2 separate regions of the Mus musculus genome follow, and region 2 is linked to region 1. The links are chromatin contacts, found by Hi-C in ENCODE. All regions are on one chromosome and are shown on one strand. The core of a region is the stretch at or near the end of the contact, and the rest is flanking DNA. Distances in the headings are between cores, read along the strand shown.

Region 1 (2,700 bases), core at 199-2,698:
TGCAATCTAAAGCCGGAAAGGTTTATTCTTCCAATCACACATATTAACTCTATTAAGAAAATGGCATCACTTTTTTTCCTACCCCAAAAAGCAACCTCCTCACAGATCATTAAAAGGGAGTTATAAAATAGCAAATATAGTGTTTATCTTATCTCAGATCAGTCCACATTACCAATAAGTTTAGTAGTTTCTGCACTACCACCTCCCCCTCCCTCCCCCTGCTTCTCTTGCATTGGATTTTCACGTTTTCTCATTGTCGGTGGAGTTATAAAAGGCTTTTGCCCTTCGAAAGTTTTAAAAAATAAATAAATATTAACTCCTTGGTCCCTGCAAAGTCCAAATGGACTTCAGGGGAAAGGCGGTTCACACTTTTACCTTTGGCGAGAAAGGGGGGCGCATCCCGGATTTTTAGGGATTTTTTGCGATTTTTTAACAATTTTTATTTGGTTATATGCCTGAGTTCTCCCTCCATTTTGGTTGTTTATGATACTGACAACAAGCTGTCCCTGCTCCGTCCCGATCTCCTGCTTTCATTTAGCACCCCCTCCCCCTACGCCCCCGTCGCCACCCGGCTGGGTCCGGCGCCCCGCGGACCCCGCACCCCGACTCGGCTCTCCCACCTGGGCAGGAGGGCAAAAACAAATGCATTTCTCCAGAAAAGAAAAACCTCTTCGGAAAAGGGGGCAAAGTTACCCCAAGTCACTCCCAGTACCCCCCAAATATTGCCGACCGCGGGTCTCCGCCAGGCCCTCTGGGAAGCGACCTTCCCCCGGGATGTTTTGGTGGAAAACGCGGAGAGTTTCCTCTCAAAACCGAATTTATATTAATTTTTCCCTTATTTTTCGGGTCTCTAATGTCTTCCGCTCTCTCTGCTGCCGCTGCCGCTGTCACAATATTCACAGCACCAGAGAGGAGGAGGAGGAGGAGGAGGAAAACTTTTCAAACTTTCCAGACCCTGAATAAAAGGGTTTTTTTTTTCCCACCGACCTCACCTTCGGGTCCCCAGTCGCGTCGCCCCCTGCCCTGTCAGCAGCGACCTCGGGAGTCCTTGCAGCCCCGCCGCACGATTTTATTTGATTTTTTATTATTATTTTTCTCTCTGGGGTCCTGAGCAGGGGCTGGGAGTAGCACAAACTTTTCCTCCTCCTGCCGCCGCCGCGGCTCCTCTGCCCCCTCGGCTAGTCCCATAATTTAAATAACCCTGATATTCCTCCCGCTAAACGCCTCCCCGCCGCCCCGGACCCCCGGAGAACTCACCGCGGAGCTTTAACATCCTCCCTCCGGCCCGTCCGCCGCCTTTACACCGCCCGCGGAATTTCTAATAATTTTTTTCTCATATTTCGGGCTGGACGCGGCGGGCCTGGAAATTGTTTCCTTACGCCTCTTTCCAGCAGCCATTGTAGTGTATGCGCTGCCCCTGCAGCTCAACTTGCAGCTGCCGCCGCCGCCGCCGCCGCCGCCGCAGCCGCCGACGTCGCGCCCACCGCCGCCTCCTACCCCCCCCCACCCCCCCCCCCGCCCGCTCGGCCGCCGCCCCCGCCCCCGCCCCGCGCCCGCCCGCCGGCCCGCCCTGGCCCCCGCCCGCCGAGGTGCCCGCCCTCCTCACGCTCCGCCCAGGGCCTGGCCAGTCCGAGCGGCCGCCGCCGGGTCCAGATGAGCTCATTGGTTGACGTGGCTGCCCATCAGGCCGAAGTGGTAAGAGCGATGCTGAAGGGCGGGGGGCGCGGTGGGGCGGGGAGAAGGCGGGGTCTCACGCCGTCCCACCCGCTCCTCCTGCTTGAGCCCTCCTCCCGCTGCCCGGGGGCGGAGCGAACTGAGCCCGCCCCAACCTCACAGAGTTCCGCGCGCCTGTCAATCTGGCAGCGGCGTGCGTGGATTGGACAAGCTGGAACGGGGGGCGCGGGGGCAGCACGTTGGGGTGCGCGCTACTTAAGGTCCTGCTGCGTGAGCCACTGACGTGTTTGGAACTGCAGCCGGCCCGGGTGCTGGCTGAGTGGTGGCCTGTGGTGAGTGGTCTCCGGCCCCTCCCTCCCTGGACAGCAGGCCCGGGACAGCACTGCGCCGAGGGCAGACCCTAGTTCGTGGCGCCAAACCCTCCGCGGCGCGGCATGCTCCTGCCGCTACTCACGCCACGCGATTCGTCCGGCCGGGGCAGCGGAAGGTGACCCCATGCAGGTCTGGGCACCCCGGATTGTGTCACTCCCCTCCTTGCCCTCCCCAGGTCCCCGCTCTACGCCGCCCCCTTCCTTCCCAGCCCCTTTTGTGGTGTTTACCTGTGCCCGCCCTCCACCGTCCGATTCTGCGGCGCGGCACCTCGGAAGGCGGTGCGGTCCGGGAGTTACATTCTTGGAGATTCGTCTCCGACCTCTCAGATCCCTGTGATGTGTACTTTGACATTTTGTCCCTGGTACTCTGTACCCAGGTTTATGGTGTGCTGTATTTCTGTTTCCGGATTTAACACTCACAGACCAGACTCTGAGAAGCCTGGGGGGCCTGGACTTGTTCAGTAACGTGCCCTTCCCCCACTGCGGATCAAAGCTGCGAAGAGTGGGAAATCAGGAACTTTTTTGGTAAGCAGTTTGCCCTTTAGAGTAGATTTTAGCACTATTTCTCAGATGTGCTGTAGGTTTGCAGTCTTCCCTCAGGCTGGTTTTCTTTCTGAATGTCATCTTGGAAGTAGTACAGTGTTGTAACAGTTGT
Region 2 (2,700 bases), core at 197-2,696, 2.4 Mb after region 1:
TGATAAGAGATAGTTGATTTTGGAACCATTTTGAGTGACCATGGCCTGGGAACACAGATTTAGGTTACTTCAAATTCTATGTTCCAACAAGTAGCCTCAAGTAGCTCTCATAGTTTTTGTTTTTGTTTTTGTTTGTTTTTCTGAGACAGGGTTTCTTTGTGTAGCCCTGGCTGTCCTGGAACTCACTCTGTAGACCAGGCTGGCCTCGAACTCAGAAATCTGCCTGCTTCTGCCTCCCAAGTGCTGGGATTAAAGGCGTGCACCATTTTACAGGACAGAGGAAGTCATCAGTCAAGGCAAGCTTACAATACATAGGCGCTTACTTCAGAGAGGCAGGACAAGGCAGTGGGGGTGAGGTTCAGGGAACCTTTCTGTAAGACGCAAGGTGTTTTCTGGTGGCATTCTAAGCATTTGGATTGGTAGAAGCTAGTTGCCTGCTAATTCAATAGATTCTAAAGACCTGTTGTTTATTGTCACAAGATGTTAGTTTAGACACAGGGAAACAAGGAATGGCTGTTCTGGAGGGCCAGGATTTAGCCCAAGATATGGTGATCTTCCTCTGGACTTTCGACATTCCAACCTATTTATTTCCACAGCATGAAATTCTAATTAGGAGTTTTCCTTCACACAGATATTCATTCAACTAGGCTTGTAGCTAAGTATTTTATCTTGATATATTTTTAATATTCAATTCCAATTGCTCATTTCGTGCAGATAGGAAAGTAATTGACTCGTGTGTATATTAACCGTGTATCGTAGCAACCTTGCTGTAGCTGCTTATTCTGCTTACTGGTGTTTATTTTCTCTTTGTTTACATAGATAATCTTGCCAGCTGTGAATAGAACTGTATTTCTTCCTTTTCCATCCCGTAACTCGTTTTACAAGTTGTTCATCAGTTAAGCCATATTCTCCCTGGAGCATCACATTTTCATTCCTCTTGTCATGTAATGCTTATTGTTTTACCAGAGATAAAATTTCAAATGACTGTGATGATGAATAATTTAGATAGACAATTGCTTGCATGCCAATGATGTCATATACTGTTACTAGGAAATGGCCTCAGCCATGGACTGGTGTAGATATTGTCAGTTTCACATATTCATGTACACCCCAAACATCTGGATTCCCCTATCAGCACCATCAACTCTCAGAAAGCACATAGTCCGTGTTTTTAAGATTAGAATGTGGGTTTTATTTATTTCAGGGTGTGTGTGTGTGTGTGTGTGTGTGTTCAACACCGAGAGTAACAGTCAGCAGCCAATGAGCATTCGTTCTGGGAACAAAGGGTAGTAAAAGGCGGCGGGGGCTGCCAGGGAACCGAGGCTGGAGCCGGGAGTTGGGAGGATTTCGTAGAGGGAGGGTGGGCTGGTGGTCGCTCGGGCTGTGCCGCGTTGTCATGGGGACGGCGCGTGCGCCTGCGCCTGCGCGGCGGAAGGCGGGGGCGGTGATGACGCGCAGGGCGGGCCCCGAGGTTCGGTTGTGTGGAGCTGGAGCGGGCAGCAGGAGCGGCGCGGTCCTCGGGGCAGGTGAGTGGCCGCGGGGGTCCCGGGCCCCGGCAGGTCTCGGAGCTGGTCCGGCGCTCTGCTTCGGGCCCCGGGTGGGTCTGGCCGGGTCCTCGCCCGCACTCGGTGGCGTCCTCAGCGGCTTCCGGACGGCTGGCAGGGCGCGACGGACCGGAGGTGACAACGGTTAGCTGCGGAGCCGCTGCTCTGGAAGGGGGCAGGGAGGGCCAGGGCTTGCAGCGGGGTGTGTGCACCAGGAACGGTCTCCGGAGGTCTGGTGACTCAGATCTCCTTGGAGGATTTCCTTCTAATACGGGGCGGAGGGAGGCGTACAGACGTGGAAAGTTTCCAGTTTCAGAAGTGCAGTTATGGAGCCGTGGAGTGTGTGGGATCGTTTGTTGTATTCGTCCTATCTTCGACACATAGCTTTTTTTTTTCTTGTTTTGTTTTGTTTTCCATTAGGTAAATTACTTAGAAAGTGTAGAGTTTTAAATTCTTAACACGCACGCTTTACACCGAGAACAAATGTTTAAGAACGAAAGTTATATTGAAAATAGCTGCTGCCCTGGTCAATTGTCTTACTTTTGAAATGTCAAGGTGATATAGTTCAGCAGATTTGTACTCTCATTTTCCCGATGTGAGGATAGGACAAAGCAGAAAATATGCCTTTTCATCCTGTTAACAACTTAGGTCCTTAAACTGGTAGGTCTTAAGTGGTACGTAAGTATTACTGATCAGATGACTTGCACCAGGAAATAAGGAAATGGAATGACGAGAAGGCTCAGTAAACAATTACTCCATTATAGCCAGAGTCACTTAACTTTGGAAGCAGATTTTAGCTGTGCTGGATCTATTAAAGAGGATTTAAAAATCATGAACAAGAAAGGGCTGATTAAGATTTTGATGCACTTTTGAATTAAGCAGCCCTTTAAAATGAGCACGGCTCACCGACTTCCCCCCATTTTTGCCACTTTCTCTTAGGTAGTAAACATCCAGAGACTGTAAAAGACACCCACACACTTTAAAATACTTATACATTTAATAATCGTTCTCCTTGTACTTATTAATTGCCAAATGTTGCAACACTTACTGAAAATTTTAGCTTTTAAGGATGTAATTAGTAAACATATGGCTCAAAATTTTAAGCATTTAAAATGTAGAGCATACAGTATAAAACCTCCCCTGTGCTTGGCATAGG

The links. A loop is a pair of places that touch in the nucleus more often than their neighbours do.
Region 2: a loop to region 1 is called in a map of gastrocnemius, with 6 times the contacts of the local background. The contact joins the promoter of Sdcbp here to the promoter of Plag1 in region 1. A Hi-C loop is called at or near these places in 2 of 37 maps with a recorded cell type or tissue (gastrocnemius and heart).

Annotation. Positions count from the first base shown.
Region 1 is chr4:3,936,957-3,939,656 of GRCm38, forward strand. Plag1 (pleiomorphic adenoma gene 1) reads right to left here and starts at 1,449. Exons shown (of 6, transcript NM_019969.3): 1 at 1,258-1,449. Chchd7 (coiled-coil-helix-coiled-coil-helix domain containing 7) reads left to right here and starts at 1,932. Exons shown (of 5, transcript NM_181391.4): 1 at 1,932-2,175; 2 at 2,423-2,570.
Region 2 is chr4:6,364,234-6,366,933 of GRCm38, forward strand. It overlaps Sdcbp (syndecan binding protein), which reads left to right and starts at 1,447. Exons shown (of 9, transcript NM_001098227.1): 1 at 1,447-1,526.